2 separate regions of the Homo sapiens genome follow, and region 2 is linked to region 1. A link is a loop called in an ENCODE intact Hi-C map of the cell type or tissue named here. Cell type or tissue: dorsolateral prefrontal cortex. All regions are shown on one strand. Links, peaks and the distances in the headings refer to the core of each region. The heading gives the core; the rest is flanking DNA.

What was found. Hi-C counts contacts between places; a loop is a spot of excess contacts. Peaks named below come from ENCODE experiments on the same cell type or tissue, not always from the same donor. Only the 100,000 strongest peaks of a DNase experiment are listed, where the experiment ranks them.
Region 2: it touches region 1 in a loop (2.6-fold over the local background); 13 of 110 quality-filtered maps call a loop at or near these places.

Annotation. Positions count from the first base shown.
Region 1 is chr18:58,486,219-58,499,326 of GRCh38, forward strand. It overlaps ALPK2 (alpha kinase 2), which reads right to left. Exons shown (of 13, transcript NM_052947.4): 12 at 11,831-11,879. Among named protein-coding and RNA genes, the nearest start is that of MIR3591, 42 kb to the left of the region's middle. RefSeq lists enhancers at 6,973-7,474, 7,475-7,974 and a silencer at 7,751-7,800. In dorsolateral prefrontal cortex, for the core only: CTCF peaks have their summits at 7,759 (motif pointing left) and 7,961; a DNase peak (open chromatin) is centred at 7,803; H3K4me3 peaks cover 651 bases; H3K27ac peaks cover 1,568 bases; H3K27me3 peaks cover 696 bases.
Region 2 is chr18:58,316,250-58,328,051 of GRCh38, forward strand. NEDD4L (NEDD4 like E3 ubiquitin protein ligase) reads left to right here. Exons shown (of 31, transcript NM_001144967.3): 7 at 6,176-6,237; 8 at 6,983-7,085; 9 at 8,747-8,913. Among named protein-coding and RNA genes, the nearest start is that of MIR122HG, 120 kb to the right of the region's middle. RefSeq lists an enhancer at 1-405. In dorsolateral prefrontal cortex, for the core only: a CTCF peak has its summit at 5,986 (motif pointing left); a DNase peak (open chromatin) is centred at 5,932; H3K4me3 peaks cover 451 bases.

The DNA of each region.
Region 1 (13,108 bases), core at 3,117-11,116:
GCAGCAGAGGCTAAGATGGCTGTGCCTGGGCTTGGTGAGGCCAGAGAGCAAAGGCATCTCTGCACCATCTCAGAGACCCTTTCTCAGCCCTTAGCTACCTTCGAGCCCCAGCTCCAGTGGGCTCTCTCCGCACCATGAGAGGACATCTCTCCAACCTCCTCCCTGCATCTTCTTGAGAACTAGACACCCCTCTCAGAGTTAGGGGTGTATGCGCCCCATCTTCTCTGCACAGATTATGATCTCTCTCAGGACACTGCTTTATGCCCAGAACGCCTGTCCAGGGGAGGCTTTTCTATAAATGTTGAAAGAACAAAATGAATGGGGCCCAGCTCCATGCTCAGCACTACCTTGTCTCCACGCCACATTTCTGAACATCTCTTTCTCTAATTTTCGACCCTCAACTTGGCCTGTCAGACAGTGTTGAACTTCCCTTTCCCTGTCTTTCTCAGGTGCAGACTTTTCTTTGCTACCTAGCATTTACAGAAATTACAAATCTTCCTCCTTTCTCAATTTGGCCTCTGTCTCAGCCAGGATGTTGGGCTGCTGCTTTGACCCGTTCTCACAAACTGACAGCCATCACCAAGGCCATTGCCCTTGCCCAAGAAGAAAAATAGGGCAACATCCTTTGTGTTCTTAGATTGATTATCCCAGATTCATTCAAAGGACATGAATTCAATAACATCAAGCTCTCCTCTACCCAAGCAATGGGAAGTGCAGGTTTCCCTGCTAGTGACCCACCTTACATGCGACATGTGCCACCCGCTGCCTTGAGGGTTGAATCTGGAGCTGTAGGCCATCTCTCCAACAGGATCACCATTGCAGAAACTCGCTATCCTTTTCATGTTGGATAGATATAGGGGGTTGAGTAGCATCCTTGCCCACCCCATCCCCAAAGTCACGTCCTTCCCAGAACCTCAGAATGTGACCTTATTTGGAAATCACATCATTACAGATGGAATTTCTTAAATAAGGTCACACTGGAGCAGGGGAGGCCCTCAATCCACTGTTACTGGTGTCTCATAAGAAGATGACAAAAGACAGAGACACACAGGGGGAATATCATGTGATGTTGGAGACATAAGTTAAAGAGATGCGTCTATCAGTCAAGGAACTCCAAGGATTGCCAGCAAACCCGGAAGCCAGAGGAGAGGCATGGAACAGACCCTCCCTCAGAGCCTGCAGAAGGAGCCAACCCTGCCAACCCCTTGATTTCAGTCTTCCAGCCCCCAGAACTGTGAGACAATCAATTTCTATCACTGTGAGGCTCTTGGTTTGTGGTCATTTGTTATGGCAGCCCTAGGAATCTAACATAATGGAATAAAGAATCTTGTATTTGAGATCTTTTTCAAATATTTTCATTTTTAAAAATCTTAACTCTATAGAATTTTACTAAATGGGTCTTTTTGTCCTTAACCTCTAATTAGTATAATTTTTTAGCCTATCTCTTTATGTGAATCTATCCATCCTCTCTCACAATGTCCAGAATTGGAACACTAAATGTACTCCACTGAACAGCATTCAGACCAGGCGCACTGGCTCACGCCTGTAATCCCAGCACTTTGGGAGGCTGAAACAGGAGGTTAGCTGGAGCCCAGGAATACAAGACCAGCCTGGGCAACATAACGAGACCCTATCTCTACAAAACAAAAACAAAAACAAAAAATATGAATAGCATTCAATATATAGTCTTTTCTCAACTATATTCCCCCTGGATGAGAGTGGTCCCTGCGAATGACCTCGAGACCCTGTTAAAATGCTGATTTGGATTCAGTAGGTCTGGAGTGGGGGTGGAATTTTCTGCATTTCTACCAGGCTCTGGGGGGTATTGATGTCACTGGTCCAGGGACCCCCTCTCCTTTGAGCAACAAGGAGATAAACTACTCAAAAGTGGTGATCTACACTCATCTCTATTTGACTTTGGAAATGCCTTTATATTTAAACTGGAACACAAGTATATCTTATGTTTATGAAGTTAGAGGCAAACAATCTAATAAAGTCACACTGAAACATCCCACCTGGAGAGGAGCTATGGAGGCTGTTTCCACAGTCCTGCCCTCACTCAACAAAGATTTATTCAAGATTTGCTATGTGTTAGAAACTGTGCCAGGCTGATGTCTTGCTTAAGAACGATTCCTCTCTCCTCTCATCCTAATAATGAATGGCATAGCCTTTCAGACTCACACAGAAATCACCAACTGATAGCAGCAGGGTGACTGCTTTCTCTCTGGGATCCGCTCACAACCGTGCTGGACAATGTATTGGCTCCAAACACACCTGGAGAGCAGGGGTGGAGGAAAGTCACAGAAATTTCCAGCCCCGGCTGAGTTAGAGAAACCAAGGTTCTTGGCTGGCTTAATAAAGGAAATGGAGACAGGCAAGGCAAACCCACTGAAAAGTTTTCCTGCACTTTGGTAACCCATTAGATGCCAACCAGAAGCTACATTGAACAGCTTGAGCTTGAGATCCTTTCTGAAGAAGTTTTAACGCATAGGGAAAGGCTACAAGGACAAGGAATTCGAGGTCAGGATGGGGGTGAAGAATTGAAACAAAGCCATGGTCTGGTGTGTGATGTGTGTGTGTAAAATAAAGCCAGGCTGGACTTAGGCTCCGGTAGAACGGATTGTCACCTGCATGGAAAGGGAGGGACATGGGGAGCCTTCCACCTGGAAACAGCAAGAGATTCCCGGAGTGCCACTCATACCCTTCATTTTTCATGTGTACTCATTGATTTCTTCATTGATCAGGTATCAGCTGTGTGCCAGACACTGTAGGGGAACTAAAAGGAATTAATTAATAAGCGGAGCGGCACTTTCCCAAAAGCGGCCATCTTGGAGCAAGCTGTCACATCTCAGCGGGAGGAAGTTCTGTGGAAACGCGGAGGGTGCCATTTTCACACTGCCGAGCAGATTCCTACAAGAGTTCCTACAGGAAAGATGGTTTGGGGTTTATCTGGCAGAGGGAACAACATGGTAAGGTTCAGAGGCACGTTGTGAGCCAGAGCAGGTGTTCTGAGGGGAGATGCCGTCGGAGGATGTGTGAAAATGTTTCAAAGCCGTGCCGTGCCATTTCTCCTGTGGCATGCTGGTTTCCAAAATACGTTCTCATGAGCAACAGTCCCACAAGAGTCTTTGAAATTCTGTGATGTAAATGCTGTGAGAAATGCTATCTGATATCTCTCCTAGGCTTGGTATGGTAGGTAGCTCACGCCTGTAATCCCAGCACTTTGAGAGTCCAGGGTGAGAGGACTGCTTGAACCCAGCAGTTTGAGACTAGCCTGGGCAACATAGTGAGACCCCACCCCTACAAAAAAAAATTAAAAATAGCTGGGTGTGGTGGTGCATGCCTGTAGTTCCAGTTTCTTGGGAGGCTGAGGCAGGAGGATTACATGAGCCCAGGAGTTCGAGGCAGCAGTGAGCCATGATCAGGACTCTACATTCCAGCCTGGACAACAGAGAAAGGCCCTATCTCAAAACAGTCATAATAATAATAATATCTTTCCTTGTCCCTAGGACATTCAAAATACACATCAGCTCTTTAAAGACCATATGAAGTCTCACACTAAAGAAGTCTCCTGGCCGGGCATGGTGGCTTATGTCTGTAATCCCAGCACTTTGGGAGCTGTAATCCCAGCACTTTGGGAGGCCGAGGCTGGTGGATCATGAGGTCAGGATATTGAGACCATCCTGGCCCCGTCTCTACTAAAAATACAAAAATTAGCTGGGTGTGGTACCGTGTGCCTGTAGTCTTAGCTACTCAGGAGGCTGAGGCAGGAGAATCGCTTGAATGAGGTTGCAGTGAGCCAGGATTGTGCCACTGCACTCCACCCTTGGTGACAGAGTGAGAGTCCGTCTCAAAAAAAAAAGAAAGAAAAAAAGAAACTTCCTAAACTTATTCAACCTAGGGTTTCCCAAAATTACTTGACAACAGAAATCTTGTTTCACATAATTACTTTGAAAAGCACTTTTAAAAATTCATGGAGCTTTTGAGGGCGGGGACGTGGTAGTGTAACCAGATCTGTGTTTTCTAGAGAAGTTGTCCCCCTTGAGGATGTCTACAAGGTGACCTTCTCTTGGGGCAGGTAACCTTCAGCAACTTATCTGAACAAATGCCATCTGAGCCACCACTGCCCCTCCCTGGGCCAGTCAGGGGAGCCTCCAGGCAATTCGCCCCTGCTTTCCGCCTGGTCCAGGTGGTGCAGGTCAGATCTTGTCATGGCCAAGCAACTGCTTGGATGGCCCCATCTCCCTCTGAACAAAGTCCAGCCCCTCCCCTTGGTTCCTGGCACTCTCTGCCTTTCTTGCCCAGTGCTATGGCCCCTCCCTCAGGCCTCAGTTGAAGCCACAGTCCCAGCTACCCCCAACAGAAACCAAGCCCTGGCTCTATGTTCCCTCATAGCCTCCCTGGCTGGAGAAAAAAAAAAAAGAATACAAAAAGTTCCCTCTTTCTGCAGAAAAATGTGAGAGGAGGGCAGAGGTGCCCCACCTTCAATGAGTCTGGTCTCTGCGTCTGCTGGCAACATATTCTAGAATCCCTGTACATTTGCACAGTTTCTACTCTCATTGCTTTTGATGGCACCCTCAACCAGGAGGTTCTGTGAGACAGGAGTCCCGAAGAAGAGAGCTCAGAGAAGAGCCCAGGGGAGGGGGAGAAGCACTCATCTACTATGGGTCCGTTTTTGAGGTCGCATGAGTCCCATCCCCATGAATATGCAGGAAGCACACAGTCCATTCGTTAGTATCTGAAATGGAAACGAATTGAAGACAAAGAACCGAGGAGGGGGCGTTGTAGGTAGACACCCACCAGATAAGCAGCCTGAGATTCGCCCACTGTCCTAAGCCCCAGAGCTCTGATCCCCAAAGGGCTGTGCTGGTTTTATCTGCAAATGGGAGTGAAACCACCTTTGCAGAAATTATAACTGAGAAAATTGTGACAGTGAAAGAGATCTGACTGAACTGACTCCGTCTTGCTTCTCACCTCCAAGCTCTCCTTGTTCTTTCCTGGGCAGAGGCCAAACTAACTTGGGGAGGAACTTAGTTTATAGTTTGACTTTGAAACAAAGACGGTAACAGCCCTTTCCCAAAACAAACTCCCTTCTTGCCTGGGAACTAGACTGCCTTTGCAGGACTAACAAATTAGCCAAAAGATTAGAAATTATGGTTTAGGAGTCATGCAGCTGGAGGCTACAAGGTTCTAAACTTCCCCAGTTTCTCCTAGGGATGACATCACAATTGTAAAACCTAAGCCTGGTGCTTGAGATGTTTTTCAGACCCTGCCCTCGATGGATCAACTGGCGCCTCCCAGATCAATAAACTGGCTCATTTAGTCTTGTGGCCCCCACCCAGGAACTGACTCAGCACAAGAGGACAGCTTTGACTCCCTACGATTTCGTCTCCCACCTGACCAATCAGCACTACCCCCACTTCCCGACCCCCAATCCCCAAATTTTCAGGGAGACTGATTTGAGTAGTAATAAAACTTCAGTCTTCCATACAGCTGGCCCTATGTGAATTAAACTCTTTCTCTGTTGCAGTTCCCATCTTGATAAATCGGCCATGTCCTGTCTAGGCATACAGGCAAGGAGAACTTGTGGGGCGGTTACAGGAGCCTCTGCAGGGCCACAGGGCAGGTAATTGAGGTGAGGGAGAAGCGCGTCAGCATTCCCACTAGGTACAGGCTTTTTGAGAATTCACCATTCAGAGGAGCAGCTGGGCTGACGCCCTGGGTGGCAGTGAGGGTGGATAGAGGCAAAGCCACATTTCCAGTGTGCTCCAAGTTGCACAGCGAGGGCTGCAGGGCCTTCCGTATTGACAAACTCTGAATCCTCACGAGGGGTGCTCACCACTCTGGAACATCACTCCGCCGTTAGTCCCTCATTGTTTTCCCACAGGCTCCTTCCCCTCTGCCTTCAAACAGGCAAGGTCTCTTTAGACACACACACACACACAACACACAGAGGCAGACACAAAAAGACACAGACACAGATATACACACAGACACACATGCACACACATACACAGGGACACAGACACAGAAACAAAGACAAAGACACGCACACAGACATATATACGCGCACACACACACGCACACATTCCCCACACCTCCTTTTCTGGCTACCTTCTAGACTTTTCCTTGTCTTTAGTCGACAAACTTGTTTAGTTGCTGGCATCTTGGCAGCACATTCCCTCTCTGATCTGTCATGAGGCTCCCACCTGGTGACACTACATTGGCTTAGACCTTCCTGAAGGCAGTGATAACCTTTTTCTTGTCTATTCTGGTCTTCACCCCATGCTGTCCACTCAGGCTCTGTCACCCCAACCCTCTCAGCCATCCCTGTACCTGCCTCGTGCTTCTGTCTCCTACTGGCCACCAGTCTGTCCTGCAGGGGTGATCTCGAATCTACCAGACTTCTCTAGACGTTCTCTCTGTTCAGATTCATCTCTGAAGCTGGATGACAAGCGATGCAGCACCTGTCCCTGAGTCCTCAGGTCCTGGGGAATGGACTGGGCAGAGGGACAACTAGGGAATAGGGTCAGGAGTGGGAGGAACCCATGGATCCCAATTCCAGACATTTCAACAGAACTGTCCTTTGTAAGACTTCTGGGTAGAGGCCAGGATACTGCTGTGCTAGTCCCTCCATGGAGGGGGCATGTCCTGGCTGGCTCTGTTGGGCCTGGGAGACTCCCCCATACACTGAGAGCACTGCTATAGTAGGGTCTGCCTTGCCAAAAACTGCGAAAATCACCACTGTTCCCTTCAGACTTCCCTCCAGCCTCCAAACTTCCTTAATGGCAAAGACTGGCCACATAAATCAGCCAGCGGGCCAGCCAGCCCTACTACAGAATGGGCTGACCGGATGAAGATGGGATGCAGGTGGCCTTCCAGGACAGATGACCCTGTGGCAGGCGGGGACAGGAGCTATCTGGGGCATAAAATTGCCTTTCTCAAGCTGACAGGCCTGTGAGATTGGTCCGCTGATGCCTGGCATTGGGGACTCAGCTGAAATGTTTGGTGTTCTATAGTGACATGGCCCTGCTATGAGACACTTTAAAGGCATCAGGAATTCTGTTCCAATGTCCCTTTGTTTCCTCTCCTGGCAGACTCATGCATTGCTTTAAATAGTCTGCCTGGAGTCACCACTCATGCACATAAGCCTATTCTCGGGGCGTGTTTCTTCGGATTAGATTGTTTCTTCCCACCTCCAAGTTTGTTTTGGCGCTTCCTCTCCAGGTACGGTGGTGGCTCGGCCTTGTGACTGGGCAAAGCATCCCAGGTGGCTGCCGTCCCCTCCATCTGCTTGTGGGCATTGAAGGCAGAGCCTTTCTTTTGGAACTCAGCTTGGCCGAGTGTGGGAGTCTATTTTGATCTTTTCTCCTGTTCATGGCCAGGACCAGAGCTAGGCACGCAGACCCCAATGGAGCCTGCTTTCTCAAGGCAACTGTCCTCCTGCTACATGAATGAATCATCCAGGCTTCTGTCCAGGGTCTCGGGAATTTGGCTTCCATGTCAGGGACGCTTGACACAAGCCACACATCCTTAAGCCTCGTCGTTCCTTCCTCCGAGGGTAGAAAGATGCAAGGCTGGCTGGCAGCCACTGCGAGGGGTGTCCTTTACGGCTGTCCATATTAATCTTATTTTGGTCTAATGCTTACTGCCAGGGAAGAAATCTGCTAATGGTACTTTTCTTTGTTTTATTTCAATCTGGCAACAGGAAATTGGCTTTTTAGGGGAGACTACAAAGGGCAAAGTATTGGTTCTGGTGCCCTCTGGTGGTTGAACTGCAATCTCGTCGCCTCCCCGGGAACTCCCCGACTGGCTGGAGAGAAGCATGAGTTTGCAGTTCGGCTCCACTGCACGCATGGCTTTAGATCGGTCTGGAGTTGGTTAGGTTACGTTTCCAAATCTCCAGTTATAAAATTAGGCCTTTTTTCCTTGTGTAATTTCCAATTAGAAATTTGTTCAACGGGTTAGTATCTTGGGTCTATCTAGAAAATGGATTACTGGATGTCAAAACAATCTTACTTGCCATACTTTGTAACCTGAAATTTTTGTACTCAACATTTGCCAAAAGATTGAGGTGGCTGAGGCACAGGGGATGTGTTTCCAGACATAATTATATCTCTGGCTCCCAAGAGAAATATGACATACTCCTGTTAAAAGGAACATACAATGAAGTAAAGTTGAATTAAAATGAGTAAGTCATGACAATTCTCTATTTTATTTTATGAGATTAGAGTAATTACTCCTGAAATAGGATCATAGCCTTTGACTTCATTGAACAAGACAGCAAAACAGGTTGCATGACTGGGGTGTCAGCAGCCAAATATATGGTCCTGATTGAGACATATGGGAATTTTTTTTTTTAAATGACACACGGAGCACTGCTTCTTATGGTGGTGCTGTTCCCCCAGCTGAACCCTGCCAGGTACCAGCCCCCCCATAGAACTTGCGACTCTCCCTTTGCATCATGAATGAACTAAGCTCACTCACAGTTGCTTGCTAAGAATCAAGAGAACTTGCTCGATCAACCCTTATTCCTCCATCTTCTCTCCTGCTGTCTGCAGTCTGCGATGCTCGCCTTCCTTTCTTCCCCAGCTCATTTGCCTCCCACCTGGACTTTCCTGTCTGCAGAGTGCCCTTGAACTTGAGCCCTTTCCAAGTCTGTCCTCATGAGTTATCTCCCTTTTGCAGCTTTGACATTCACTGGAGAACTTTTTCAATTGTGCCTCGCCTCCCAGCATTGAGGATCTGCCGTTCACTTTGGGGTGCTGACTTCAAGCAGGAAAGACTTCTTGACTCCTGCCAGCAAGCAGGCTGCCCCATGCCCCATGCCCCATGCCCCATGCCTCCTCACCTGTGAAGTGAGGAGGTCGGGCTTGATCACTGGTTTCCACTCCAGAGGGGTTCCCAGGAGCCTCTAAAGAGGTCTCTCAACCACCTCTTATGCTCTGTTTGGAGAAGTTTTACCTTTTCATCAGTTTTTCAAACTGTGATTGTAAGATATATTTCTTTTGGGAAAAAGACTGTGGCTTAAAAAGGTAACGTTTAAAGAAAAGTTTTTAAAAAACAAAAGACAAGAAGATCTAATATCCCTGCCAAAGCTCTCAAACACTTCAGAATCTCCTCCTCTCCCAGCTCCTGCTCCCTGGCCTCTCCTTGGGTGGGAAGGCAATGAGTAAGTAATACTTTATAGACAGCATTCTGCACTGGGCTCCAGCCGTCAGTGCTTCTAATGGGTCTTGGGCAGCTGTCCCGGGCCAGATAAGTCACATTAAAGCTGAGAACAAAACCAAAGGATTGGATTTCTTTTTAAATCAGGAGGGGAAAAAATGTACCACTTGAAGCTCCCAGTCGGTCTGGGTTCCTGGAAGCTGTTGACTTGAATTTAAAAGATGTCTTCAATAATCATGACCATCTTCATTTTTGAAACTTCTTGGGCAGGTTTCTTCTTTGTTTTGGTAGAGAGTTGTTCTAAATAACAGCACGAAATTTGCCTACTCTGGTGTCAGGCTAAGACATGAGGAGCGAAGGGAAACTAATATTTATCTAGCTCACTTCCAGTTTCAGGGGCTAGGTGTAGATTAACTGGGGGAATACTCAGGGCAAGCCGGAGTGTCCCCATGCTGTACATCACTGACTTTAAGAACTTAGTCACATGCCCACAGTCACACAGCTGGTATGACGAGAAGCCAGGATTCAAACTAGGGCTGGCGGATGCTTGCATCTGCAAGGTTCTGCAGAACACATGGAGCCTGGAAAGGAAGGCTCCGTTTGGAAAATCCTTCTGGGGTCCAGAAGCCTCCATAAATAGGGCACCATATAATTTATCTTCTAAATGGGTACACTTGTTCAGGATCAATGCTAAAGCGTATGGGATGTGAGGACATCAGGCATAAAATGGTACCATCATGGGGAAACTGCAATAGACGTTCATCCCCCTCATCAGGTAGGCTAGGCAAATTCCTACGATGCCAAGAAGCGAGGCTACTATCAGGAGAAATGGAAGCAGCAGCATCAGGGTATGAACTGGGTCTCGCTCTAAATCCCTCGTTCCTTCCTCCCCACTACATCATAATCCCTCCTAATGCGCTGTCTTCACAAGCCCAAGAACATACCCAATTCCCTGAAGTGTATGCCAGCCAGGTCTCTGGTGAGCACAGGGGAGAAGCCTGGAGACAGTTCCAACATAAAACTTCATCATCACTGAGCCATCCCAGGGAAAAGGTCCAAACCGCATTCTGGTTCTAAAACCCAACTGGAAGCTTTGTGCAATCGGCGAGAACTTCATGAATCAGACTTACTGACCTGGAGGTTAAAAGAAAGAGCGATCCCCTTCCTACTTTTTCAGATTCCTCTACTTCTCTCTGTCCTTTATTGAAGCTGAAAATTAGCATATTTGTTGGATCGTGGCTGACACTGATGGTCTGAAGTAACCAGAAAGCTCCCACGGATAAGTTGTTCTCAGCCTTGGGAAAGGAAGCTGGATTCATCCCACCACTTTATTTTCTGTGTTTCTGATGCTTTGACATCTTGTGCCTTACTGGCCCTGGAGAGACTTTACTCCTCTCAGGGCTGCCATATTCCTAGAGAGAGTAAATGATCACCTTCCAGAGAGCCTTTCATATATATGCAAACCAACCAATCCAGAGCCACACCCCTAATACCCCCTCTGTGGTCTCTCATACTGGGGCCACTGTCCACCTGCCCTAATCACCCCAGTGCAGGTACCAGACACTAGGGCCAGCCCTATGTCCCAGAGACTGCTGGAAAATGTCAAATTAGCCAATCCTAGGACTGTTTATCCTCCCTCACCTATTCCTTCCCGAATAAACCATAATATTCTTGCCTGCATTTTCCCCTCACTTCCTCTGCCTCCCAACTGGCCCTGCTGCTTCTTAGATGGCCCCTGGTGGCCTGGTGCCCCCTCTTGGCAGCTGCAAGTAACAAACTAGCTTTTCAATGGCAACTATCTCCTGATCTGTTGACCTTACGATACCTCATACTAATAAAACCTACATTTTGAAATAGAAGCCATCCCCTCCAAAAGTCATGAGCTCTCTTTTCCTCCCCCTTACAGATGGTCTTAGTACGTAGGAAGAGCAGGAGTGGGCAAAGGCGATGGTGGTTCCAACACAGAATTGCATCTTCACCAAGAACAACAAATGGCTGGCTTTCTCCTCAGTGGCAGTCAAGTAAAGAAGTGGGAAGGGGCAGCTTGTTAAAAAGATGCCCCAGTAAAATGTGATCATAGCATCATCTGTGTGTGCCTCACACTAAGCAAAGCACCACTCTGTATTAGAAAAATAAAGCCATCATCAAAAACAGGTAACTAATCACAGCTCTGCCAGAGACATTGCCTCCTATGATTATCATCATGGGGGTCTGTGAGCTGCCTAAAATACTTTTTGGAGAAAAATTAATTTAAAATATACAAATTGAATTCACTGCATTCAATTGCAAAAAAAATTTTTTTTCAAAGAAGCTTTTAATAGTGAAGATATTAAATGTAAAAGAACGGAATATTCCCAGTTAAAAGGCATCCAAGTAATGCCAGCATTTTCTCCCCGTGGTACTCCTATTGGTTATTAATCTTGAAATGTGTTTGCAAGAGTTCTCATTTGTTTCAAAGTTAAGAAACAAATGTGCTCCCCTGTGAGAACAAAGTCCATAAATATTTTATGTAAGTGAGAGAAATGAATTCATTCCAAGAACATTCGTCATCCACAGTTAGGACAAGAAATTCACTTTGCCCACCTCAGCCTGACAGTGTCTGCCTGGAAGGTGTCTGTAAGCCCAGTGTTAATTGATGCACACTCCATTTTTTCCTACTCACCCTTTAGCCAGCGTTGCTATGCCAACGTCAGTTAGCTTCATTCCTACACCTACAGGAAGAGAAAGCAAAGATGGGAGTTTGTGTTACTCAGGGCCCCTCAGGAAGTTGGGCCATCTAGCCCCAGGGAAGGGGTAATGACAGCTCATCCTCCTTCTCCTTCCTGCATAAACACTCGAGGCCTCTTTCATATACGCATCCAGCTTTAGGCAGGGACCATGGGGAAGGTGGCAGTTAGGGGGAATCAAGTCTCATGTGAGCAGACAACCCAAGCCCTCTCGGCTCTGGAAATGAAGTCCTCTGCCTGCCTGGCCCACCCACCCCATGACAAGGAGGGAGCTGGCCACTCTGTGAGAAAATCTGAGGCCTGATGCTTGTCCCGTAAGCAATCTCCCCAGAAATACGGTGACTTTGGCTTAGGTCTGGCTCCCCGTTCTTCAATGAAAGTGGAAACCCTTACATGATGGAAAGAAAAGTAGGCACGGCCTGGGATAGTCAATGCCAATAGCAAGAGGGTTTGATATGGTTTGGCCATGTCCCCACCCAAATCTCATCTTGAATGTAGCTCCCATAATTCCCATGTGTGGTGAGAGGGACCCAGTGGGAGATAATTGAATCATGGGGGCAGTTTCCCCCATACTGTTCTCATGGTAGTGAATAAGTCTCAGGAGATTTGATGATTTCATAAGGGGCTTCTCCTTTTCCCTTGGCTCTCATTCTGTCTGTGGCCTGCTGCCATGTAAGACGTGCCTTCCGCCTTCCACCATGATTGTGAGGCCTCCCCAGCCACATGGGACTATGAGTCCATTAGCCTCTTTTTCTTTGTAAATTACCCAGTCTTGGGTATGTCTTTATCGGCAGTGTGAAAATGGACTAACACAGGGCTCAAGGGGCATGTGTTTAGTTCAAAGCCAAACTTCAGACATATGATTTCTCATTTCCATAAAGATCGTTTTTCAATTCAGGACTGAAGGTTTTCTGGGTGGTCAGTGTTAGACCCCGGGAAACAATCCTGAGTTCTATGTAGACACTGAACCAATGGCCTGGCGAAGCAGACATTTGGAACACGTGGTCCTTGGACTCATCCTAACTGCTACCCACTAAACCATGGTGGGGATAGGTGGGGGATATCAAAACCAAAACAGTAGAACAGCTACCTGAGCTTCCCACTCTGGTTCAGCAAAAAGCAATAGGCACCCATTGCAAGCATATGGAACCCTTTTTTGCATGTGCCTTTCCAGCAGGAGGGGTAGGGAGGGTAGCTAGGGAGCCAGGGAGGCA
Region 2 (11,802 bases), core at 2,756-10,755, 170 kb before region 1:
CTTGCGTTCCCATCCACCAGCTCCCTCTCTTTTCTGCACTTCAGCTGCTCCACCTTTGTGTATCACATCTTACAAAACAGACACCTCCTTCACTCAGGCCTCCCTTCTTGTCACTTACTGTCTCTGCTTCCTAATGCATCCTCCGGGTCCCATCAGATGTTTGCACTCTTTGTCTGGAACCGCACATGCCATTTCTCTTGGATTCCTGTACACAAACTATAATAGCATTTCCCAGATTTTGGTGTCTGGCTTTCTCAGTCAGCATGGTGACAAAAGAAGAGCCTGTTCATTCTGAGTGAACTTGTCAGCTGGGAACACCCACCCTCGCTGGAACACGCACTGAGTTAGCATGTGTGGTGCTGCCATTTCTCTCTGCTCAAAGTAGCGGAGCAGTCGAGGCTGTTGACTAGTGACGGGCATTAGGGCTGACACCCGAAACAGGAGGCAGGGCAGACAGAATGTGTAGGTAGGACCTGGAGGCCTTGAGAAAGGTGGATCCCCATCTCCTATTCCAGCTTCAGTTTTCCGGCTTGTCCCAGCCTTCCTCCTGGCCTTCTTCCCTGGGCAGCACAACGACGTGATAGAAGTAGCAGCTGAGAGAGGAAAGGCGAATGTTTCTGCCTTACAAGGGCATTGTGTTATTTTTTTAAATGCTTTGTGTGAGCAAATAGCATAAATAGTCTATAAAGTAAAGTGACTTTACTTTATTTACTTTATTTAAAGCTATTTAAAGCTAGCATAAGCTTCCTGCTGTGTGGAAATTATGGCTGTTTCCATATGTTAAATACCAAGTAAGCTTTGAAGATGTGTTGTGAAGGAAGGTGATAGCAAGTAATTTACTCTTACTCACTCAGGGGAGCTGTTAAGGAAGAAAGTCGCAAGGTTCCAAAGGACTGGAAGTGAAAGTGATATTCTTAAAATATCTTGTTTGTTTCTTTTTAAAACTCTGAAGCTCCAGGGTGCCACGGGAGGGGCCTGCCCAGGGCTTCTGCGTGAGAACTACTCCATGAGCCATCAGAAACCTGACTGCTCTTCTCAGGTCACGTTGGGAGGATGTGACTATTTCACCTTTTGTGAGCAAAGACCTCGCATCCTTCTACGTTGGGAGGTCTTCTGTGTATGTTCTTCAGACTGAAGCTGCGATCCTCTCACACTTTTAGACAGTGTTGGTTGATGGGCCAGCTCTTTTATGGACGTCTCCAGCCACCCTTTCCCTAATGTAAAAACCACATCTTGGCCAGGGGAAATTATTTTCTGAGAGGCAAATATTCTAATATTTGGTAAGAGGCAAAAGTGACATGTTTAAAAACCTTGCTCTGACAAGCTCTTTTTTGAGTGAGTGAGCAGCACCTGGTCTTGAAAGGTTGAGTAGGGCTCCCAGAAAATAGAAAAAGGTTCCTCCTCCGAGGCCAAGTCAGTATAAAGAATAGTTTAGCTTTGGATTCTGAGTGGAGGCAGGGTCAGTGAGCCTTCAAAGAAGGAAGCGGTGCAGAGGCACAGGGCAGGAATAGAAGCCAGCCGATTGCAGAGGGTAGAGCCGTGAACGCCCAGAGAGGACCGAGTGCCCCTAGTTACTCGTGTGCCCAGAGGGTAACTTGCAGTGGCGTGCTTCACCTCCATACTTCAAACTGACTAGCTGTTCACAGCCAACTATAGTCAGAGAGATGGACCACAAAGAAAACAAAAGGAGAGGCGTGAAGGTATATTCTTTATTCATGTGGCAGTAGAACCCAAGTTGCGTGTTCTGAATGCACGTGGCTTTTGAATCCAGGATTTCAGGTGCTTTCGTGTGTATGTTTGGTCGTGTGTATAGGATGCTCATGGGGAAATTACAGTGGCATTCTGTTTGTGTGATAGCACACAGGTATGAGTGTGGAGAGGGCGGGAGCATATGCGTGTATTTTGTGGATCGAATTATGGATGCTGTGTTCTTGATTAGTATATGACCATTGTCAAGGTGGATTATTAACAGTCTGTAGATTCAAAATTTGTCAAAACCACCAAGCTTTAGATAAAAGGAAATAGACCAGGCACAGTGGCTCATGCCTGTAACCCCAGCACTTTTGGAGGCCGAGGCAGGAGGATCGCTTGAGTCCAGGAGTTAAAGACCAGCCTTGGCAACATGGCAAGACCCTGTCTCTATAGAGAAACTTAAAGATTAACCCAGCATGGTGGCACATGCCTGTTGCCTCAACTGTTTAGAAGGCTGAGGTGGGAGGATCGCTTGAGCATGGGAGGTCATTACTACGCTGAGCCGTGGTTGTACCACTGCGCTCCAGCCTTGGAGACAGAGCAAGCTCTCCTTTTGCTTTTACATTCAGAGACCAAGAGCAAACTTAGCTGTAACTGTACCATCATTGACTTTTCAACTGCCGTTTTCACATTTGTCTGTTAAATTCAGTGCATCGTTGTCTAAAAATTCATATGATATTTGATAACTTGAATCTATTAATTATTTAGCGATAAAGAGAACTCTGAGATCTGTATTAACAGAGTGAGATTTCTGGCAGGTGTCTGCCTGTTGCACCTTCCTCTTGACTTGTCAGCTCTGTCTCCCCTTCCCCTGGAGCCCTCAGTAACCCACCTTTGCCCAGCCACAAAATCTCTTCGTCCCTGGGAAAGGCAGTGGGGCAGAGAGAGCTATTTTAAAACATTAAGTTTTCCTAAATCCCAGTCATGTGCCACTTAAGACAACCATGGCTGACTCTGGAATTTAAATTTTCCTAGATGAGGCATTTTCAGGGTGGTGGTATTATTTGATGCCCTGCCTGTACTTGGAGGTAGCTCAGCTGACCAACATCCTTTTACCCCTTTTGTGTTTATGGCTGATGGCTGGTAGCAGGTAGCAGGCTGATGGTTCCCTCTCATGAGTGCAGAATTCAAAATCATGGAGTTTGGAGGGACTTCAGAGACACTGATTCACTCCCAGTATTTTCCAGGTGAAAAAGCCTGGGCCCAGAGAGGGAGGGGACTTGCCCAGCAATAAGCAGGTCATTGGTGGTGCTGGATCTGACCCTGGCTCTCCAGCATCATTGTGAGCCTGTGATGTGGTCAAGGGTGTGGGCATGGGGTGGATTCGCCCAAGGCTTAGGTGCTTGCAGTGGTTGCATACAAGTTTCGAGTCTAGGGACCCAGCAGGGCCCTCTCCTTCCATTTGCCTGCAGAATCCTTTATCTCACTCTATTCCATAGTGAATGCACCTAGGCTGAAAGCAACTACTCTCTTTCAAGATGAAAGTACTGAGTATCCAGATTTTCTTCTGAATGCTTTTACCCTGGAACGGGGGCAGCATTGTGGCTATTGTGGCTAATAGCACTGTTTGCAGCAGTGTGTTTAAGATGGCTTTCCACCAGGAGCACCCTCAAAGCCATCCTGGGAGGCTCCACTCAGCTCTGCTCCAGGGAACAGGATCAGATTGGAACCTGGATGAATGCCAAGAAGAATCTTGTAGTTATCTATAAGATCATCTTCTAATTCAGGCTAGAGAATTTCAATGAACGTGAACTTTGATTTTAATGCCCTACCTGTTACTGCTTGGCATTGAGTTGGCAGTACTGACAAATGATATGAACGTGTAGAATTGGCCAATGAACATGGCTAGTGTTTGTTGAGTGTGCCAGGTGCCCTTGAGAACTTTATAGAAACCAACTCAGTTGATTGGTTTGATCCTCACAACAGCCCTGTAAGTTATGGTTACTGCCCCATTTTATAGATGAGGACACTGAGGCCAAGAGAGATAAGGAACTTGCCCTTAGCCACTTGGCTCTGTAAGTAACAAAGCCAGGATGCAAACCTAGGAGATCTGCCTTTTGACCTGTGTGATATCAGTCATTTAAGCTGCATAGGGTATGGACAGACTCAGGTTCAGAGTCCCTCTAAGCTCCGTGGTTTTCCCTCTTCACTCTCTTGCATGTTCTCTGCTGCTCCTAGATTGCTCATGCCCACTGGTGATCCTGTAGGCTTTGTCATACTGTTTGATTTCCTATGTTTAAACTGTCCTTTCTCCCTGTTCTCTACCTCTCAAAGCCTTCCCATCACCCTGTATTGTATTGAACTCCACATCCAAAACCATTTTGATTTCCAAGTCAGAGTCCGTCTGTTCCCTGTACCCCAAGTCTCACAGAATGTAACCTCTCTGTGTCAGTGAATTTGTTCTGCCTTAGCTTCTAGTGGATTGTTGACATGATGGCTCTTCCCTTGTAATTGTAACCATAAGGACTGCTATACCATGTTGTATCCACATGTCGTTGACATAATATTGCTCTCAAATTATTTGTTGGTTGGCAGGGCATGGTGGCTTATACCTGTAATCCCAGCACTTTGGGAGGCCAAGGCAGGAGGACGTCTTGAGCTCAGGAGTTTGAGACCAGCCTGGGCAACATAGGAAGACCCCCATGTCTATAAAAAATAAAAATATTAGCCAGGCATAGTGGCACACACCTGTGGTCCCAGCTACTTGGGAGGCTGAGGTGGGAGGATCACTTGAGCCCAGGAAGTTGAGGCTGCAGTGAGCTATGATTGTGCCCCTATACTCCAGCCTGGACAGCAGAAGACCCTGTCTCTAAATTAAATAAATAAATGTTGGTTTAATAAATGAAAAAAGGAAGGAAAACCAGCAATAGTTTTCTTAATAAATTATCCATTTATTTCCTTATATATATTTACAAACCTTTTGGTAGAAAATATTTTCAAAATGTATGTTTATTACTGCCTCATAAGAACAGTCTAGAAAATATAATTTACTTCATTCAATGATAGTGAATTTTGAGAGCCTCCATAGTTTACTACAGATCAGATGAATTGAGTGCTTACGTGAGTACCTACTTGGTGCCAGGCAATGTTCTTGGCACCGGTGATCCAATGGTGAGCAAATTCAAGTCTCTGTTCTCATGGGCTTACATTCTGGAAGTGATGGATAATAAACTAGTATGTCAACAAATGAACAGGTACTTTCAGAAAGTGATATGAGGAAGATACAGCAGGACGATAGGATGGGGGGTGATAAGGGTGGCTGATGGTGGGAACTCTAAAGGATGAGACCTGGGATCTCACACTTGGATGGCAAAGTGGAAACAGCCATGCCATCCAGAGTCAGCTGTCCAGCAGAGGGACCTGCCTGTGCATGGGCCCTACTGCAGTACATATAATCTGCATCCATGGCAGATGAGGACAGGATGGTTGGGAGTACAAGGAAGGAAGAGAGAGACTGGTTCCCAATGAGGTTAAAGTTGATTCAAGGCCAGATTATAGTTGGTCTTCTAAGTCATAGGAAAGAATTTTCAGTTTATTATGAGAGGAGTAGGAACCCATTGAGAGTTTAAAGCAGAGAATGACATAAACAGATAACATTTCAAATAGCAGTGCATACGTACATACATGTGTGTGCATGCACGCGCACACAAACCTGATACAGTAAATCACTGGACTGGTTTATCTCTTGCTATAAAAGTATTTGAAATTGTGTTTAATTGAAGGGTCTAGGTATTTGAGGTTTTACTGAATATATAGTATTTAAAGATTAATGAAATAGTCACACTTATTTATCCAATTTCCTGCTTTGGTAGGAACTTCACAATGAACTTCACACAATCAAATGAACACTGATTTCTTTAAAAATGAACAAATACTCCACTTGTACTCATAGCTTCATGAACTGAACCTCAGCAGAAGGTTGATCGGTGCTGCTTCCTGGGGTGATCTCTGTGCAGGAGATAGTCTTTCAATTCTCTTAGGCTGATGTTGTGAGATTTTAATACAAAAAACAAAGTTTCCCTCAAAGATTAAATCTTGTATATTCTTCTGTTTACTCCACCCATATGTGTCTCGAGTCACAGGCATATAGCAAGGCACTGGTGACCGCTGGTTCTCCGAAGTGAATCAGCTCTGTGAGACTGAGGCCACACCCTGCAGTTAGAAATTTTACTTGGCAATGACAGCTGTAATTTTGTCATTTGTCTGTGGCTGGGGCTGGCTCCTAAAACCCGGTGTGGATAGTGACATCTAGTGGATCTCTAGTAGATCAGTTCCGTGGACTGTCAGGTACCAAGTGAAGAAACACATTCAGCGGTGCCACATTCTAAAATTCAAAATATATTCTCTGTAATCCAGTTGCCTGTATCTAAAACATGAAATTATTAGGAATATTAAAATTTAATTTACTGTTTTTTCCCCACAGACAGAAGATCCAACCATGGAGCGACCCTATACATTTAAGGACTTTCTCCTCAGACCAAGAAGGTGAGGCTTGTGGGTATGGGTGGGTGGGGATGCCTGCCCTGCATGCTGTAGGTATAGGTGGGGATGCCTGCCCTGCGTGCTGTGGATATGGGTGGGTGGGGATGTCTGCCTTGCTTGCTGTGGTGTGGGTGGGTGGGGATGCCTGCCCTGCATGCTGTGGGGATGCCTGCCCTGCGTGCTGTGGGTATAGGTGGGGATGCCTGCCTTGCGTGCTGTGGATATGGGTGGGTGGGGATGCCTGCCTTGCATGCTGTGGGTGTAGGTGGGGATGCCTGCCTTGCGTGCTGTGGATATGGGTGGGTGGGGAGGCCTGCCTTGCATGCTGTGGGTATAGGTGGGGATGCCTGCCTTGCGTGCTGTGGATATGGGTGGGTGGGGATGCCTGCCCTGCGTGCCGTGGGTGTGGGTGGGTGGGGATGCCTGCCCTGCATGCTGTGGGTATGGGTGGGTGGGGATGCCTGCCCTGCGTGCCGTGGGTGTGGGTGGGTGGGGATGCCTGCCCTGCGTGCTGTGGGTATAGGTGGGGATGCCTGCCCTGTGTGCTGTGGGTATGGGTGGGTGGGGATGCCTGCCCTGTGTGCTGTGGGTATGGGTGGGTGGGGATGCCTGCCCTGTGTGCTGTGGGTATGGGTGGGTGGGGATGCCTGCCCTGCGTGCTGTGGTGGTTGGCTTTTGCTGAAGACGATTTTAAGTGTCCTTTGAAGTCACAACCCTTCTAACCAATTTTCTTCCATTATGTGTGCAGTCATAAGTCTCGAGTTAAGGGATTTTTGCGATTGAAAATGGCCTATATGCCAAAAAATGGAGGTCAAGATGAAGAAAACAGTGACCAGAGGGATGACATGGAGGTACGTGGAGGGCGTCAGGCCTCTCTCCTTGCCTTGAGATCATATTCATGTTTTGCTTTCAAACTTTATAATTGAAGGAAATAAAAGTTTAGAAAGCTTAAATATAAAAAAAAGTACATATGTCCGCAAATTGGTCATTGATAGTCTACCAGTGCAGTTATTTGTTTTGGTTAAAGATGAACTTTTTATGTTACAACACCAATCCTCGGAGAGATTTCTCTTTAGACAATGCCATGCCTATTCCCCAATTTTAGCCCCACAGCTCTGTGAAAGTCTCCTCACACATTGAATCCTATTATTGCTATGGACTTGCAACTCTTTGTAAATTCTTTTTAGCCATTGAGGTCGCTTCAAAGTGGGTGGAGGAATTTAGAAAATCACTTTTTTTTCAAGTTTCTTACTCATTTGGCCACAGGTGACAGCCTGCAGTAGAAAAACCCTCCTCTAGAAATGCCATTCTGCAACGAGCTGACCAGAGGAATGTCCCTTTTTTCCTTCCTGACAGAGCCGCCTGTATTTACCTTGTCACAGACTGATGCTGTGGGTCCTATCGTACCTTTTCAGCACACACCTCGGCCAGTGCTGTTTTGTTAGGCAAATTCTCATATTCTCAAAGTGTCCATTAAACGAGACCTCTCTAGGGCTTATTCTCACATCTGTTTGCAGCTGTTGCATATATGTGATATGTGAATAATGTGTGTGGAGAAGTTACCCGAACACTCCTCCGCCTGAGAGATCATATTTCCAGGCATTATTTCATTTACAAGCCTTCATCTCTCTATATACATGAAGAGGAATAATGTGGGTGATAGAAATTTATGAATGTTAACATTTCATAAGCATGTCAACAGATTTTCATCTCAAATCCAAGGAATTTTTTACACTCTTCTTGCCTTCCAACCGCAGTAACCAGTGAATTACTTAATTTTCCAGTGATTTTAGCAGAGGATGTTAGGAAGGGAATACGTAATGCCTAAAATACGTGCTGTAAAAATGGAACTCGAATTTTGGTACCATGAAACCCGTTGGTGTGGACACAGCCAGTGTAGAGGGCCTGAGTAGAAGGCAGCAGCTTCCAGACTCCTGGCTCCTGCGGTTGTTTGGGATGCAAAGAGGAGGCTTCTCTCTCAAAGCCCACCTCCCTGGGGAGCAACAGGACTCTGGGCCTCTGGTCCCCTGTGCCATGAGTTCTGTTAGAACACAGGTGCAGCGCAGCTCATCTTCCCTGCTCCCTTTACCTCATAGAGGTGTTGAAAAGATGGCAGCTGTACTGTGACGCACATCATTGGCAGGGCTTTGTACAGCCTTGGAGGCCCTCCAGTCAAAATAACAAACATGACGTATGGAAAGAGTATGATGTGACTTAAGTAGTGTCACCGACTGTGCAGATCCAAATTGTGTTGTCCTGCAATGTAGTCATCTTAGAGGGCAGCACAATTAATTGGCCATTACTCAGAAGATTTTTGAGGCCTTTCTAGAATTGATATATATATATTTTTTTGGCCTTCATTTGGGAATTTACTCAAATGTGGCCCCGAAGCCATGGCTAGAGCCAGAGAGCCCCAGAGCAAGGAGAAGGGCATGCAGGGCATGCTGTGATGACCTCTTACTCACAGCCGAAGAACCAACCTCATAATCGTCCCTTTAACTTTATTCCGCAGCATGGATGGGAAGTTGTTGACTCAAATGACTCGGCTTCTCAGCACCAAGAGGAACTTCCTCCTCCTCCTCTGCCTCCCGGGTGGGAAGAAAAAGTGGACAATTTAGGCCGAACTTACTATGTCAACCACAACAACCGGACCACTCAGTGGCACAGACCAAGCCTGATGTGAGTACCGTGTGATGGTCAGGAACACGTGCACGTGCACTGCACAGCTAGGGACAAATATGGCGGCCCTTTGGGACAAGGCTGGGAAATAAATCATATGTCTATAAGAGCAGATGGTGGTGTGGTACGAGATTCCTCTCCATTTACGTAAAGCATGCAAGAGCAGTCAGAACTTGTATATTGTAAGCGATTGCCTTTGAGTCACATGCTGCTGTTTTCAATATGAGCTGATTTATTTTCTATGTCTTCTTTTATGTCGATTCCTGAAATACAAAGCAGAGGTTGTTTTTCTTAGACTTATTTTACATTTGTTGATTATATTGTTTTCTTCTTCACCTTTCTCTCCCAACTGACCCAGAACAGAACCGGCAAGCAAATTGGCTTTGCAATTTTCTGTTTTCTCTAAGTTTTTGGATGTTTACTCTCTTCAATGCATTGATTTGGAAACCTCAAAAATTTTTTTTTCTTTAAGGAAATTTGAGCCCCTTAATATAATCAGAAACACATGGGAGAGTTGCAAAATCAGAATTAGTAATTACTGTGTATTTTAATCCCTCACCAGCCTCAGGGATGCAGTAAACCAATTCCTGTTTTGTTCCCTCAGCAATTTGTGGTTTGATTGATAGCAAATAAACACTGGTTAAAACTCATGGACTTTAAAAATGGTTTTGTAGCAGCTTGTTTTTAAATCATTTTATACAGCAAGATCTAAGTCTATTGATAATACATCGAAGGGCAAAAAGAAAGTCTTAAGGAAAAGGAATTTTATCCTAGAAATTATGAGCTGCCTAGCAGCCAAGACAAGGAGGAAATTATCAATGAACTATACAACTTTCAGTATGTAATAAAAGCAAGTCTACTGGGTAGTATAATTTTCTTGTCTACTCGAACTCTGAAAGAAAGTGGCTAATGATACATTTTAGACAACAAGCAGTATGAGGTATCATGTTCTTAAAAACCTTTTATCTTTAGAAATTGTAAAGATACTCCACATATGACTGTGGGTGGGGAGGGTGGCCAAGTTTTCTGGTCTAGGTTTTGTTTAATTTAGAGATAAAGCTTGCAGAATCTGGAACAACGAATAGCCTGTCTTCTCTGAGCCCCCAGGTGGGTTCTCGTGAATGTCAGCTGTTCGTGATCAGCTTTAGACTACCCAGCACGGGCATTAGCTCAGGACAGCAAAATGGTCTCAGGACAGCAAAAATATCAGATCAGCTGGGTAATGCTGAACTATCTTTTGTTAAAGTTTTTTCCCATGGAAATAGCTTGGTTGATTCTTTTTGTTTTTTATATTATTGCTTACTATTTCCTTTTGATTAATGCCCATAGCTATTAGAATTATTGTAATCCATTGTAGCTATTTGTAGTAAAAATGAATTTGGACCCACCTTGGGCTTGGTTACATGTAGTGACTAGAAGAATCTTGGTAGCAATATCCTAAGCAAAGCACCATTACCTACCTTTGCTCAACAGCATGAGAAAGGAGTACTGAAAAGGTAGATCCTCATGCGACCTCTGCAGAAAAGTGGCCAGGAGCAACTCACAAAGGAAAAAATCCTGATAGCTAATATGTATATGGAAAAATATTCAACTTCATAAATAAGGATCATGCAGATTAGAGTTTGTATTTTGGGGACAAATAGGGATAATTGCTACTTTCTCTGCCTCACAGAGTTGTGAAACTAACGAGGGAATTCTTGAGAAAACACTTCATACATTTTAAAATATATACTATTTTTTTGATGGCTCCACAGGTGTAGACATGTCCCCACACTCATCAAGAGGTGTACGTTAAACATGAACAGCTTTTTAATGTGTTGATTAGACCTCAATAAAGTGATTTAAAAGAGAAACCATCTTTGGTGGCAGTGTCCCAGAAACTAAAACAAAAGGTATAACTTGCTGGCTCTTCACTAGTCTAGAGCAACAAGGGAAAAATGCAGTTCTTTTTCTGTTGTTGTTTGAGACAGAGTCTCACTCTGTCACCCACAGTGGCACCATCTCGGCTCACTGCAACCTCCGCCTCCCAGGTTCAAGCGATTCTCCTGCCTTGGCCTCCTGAGTAGCTGGGATTACAGGCGCCCGCCGCCATGCCCAGCTAATGTTTGTATTTTTGTGAAGATGGGGTTTCACTGGCTTGGTCAAGCTGGTTTCAAACTCCTGACCTCAGGTGATCCGCCCACCTCAGCCTCCCAAAGTGCTAGGATTACAGGTATGACCCACCACGCCCGGCTGAAAAATGCAGTTCTTAATCCAAGTTCGGGCTCACATGTAGTTTTGGGAGAAGGCAGAGGCATAACTGCCCCATCAAGGAGGCAGCAATGCCAAAGGGAGAGGCTGAGCCAGGAAGGACACAGCAGAACTTGGCAGAACCTGAGGAGCGCCTCCTTCCAATGGGCATAACTTCTAGAAGGCAAGAGGAAAGTTAGTTAAGGAAAAAGAGTTTCCACCACAACCTCTGCTAGCAGGCCCTTTATTGGGATACAGTATAAGTTCATTTCAGAATGTGTGAGAAAACTTTAAAATTTGTGTTTTAGAAAGAGTCTATAATGAGTGTTCTTGATAAGTACTATATTTCAGTTAGTCTGAAATGACGATTTCAACTTTTGAGATACTGACTTGTGACATAATTTTTGTTAATGGGATATGTTATCTTATTGAAAGTATCTGTGAGAGTTTTCCCTGAAAAAATTTTTGGCATTTAAACTTGTACACTAAAAGCCTCTGACTAGTATTTCCCCCAAAGTATGATTGCCTATAATTTACTGCAAAAAAAAAAGTTTTCTTTTTTCTTTTTTTTTTTGTTTTGTTTTGTTTTGAGATGGAGTCTCACTCTGCTGCCCTGGCTAGAGTACAGTGACATGATCTCTCAGCTCACTGCAACCTCTG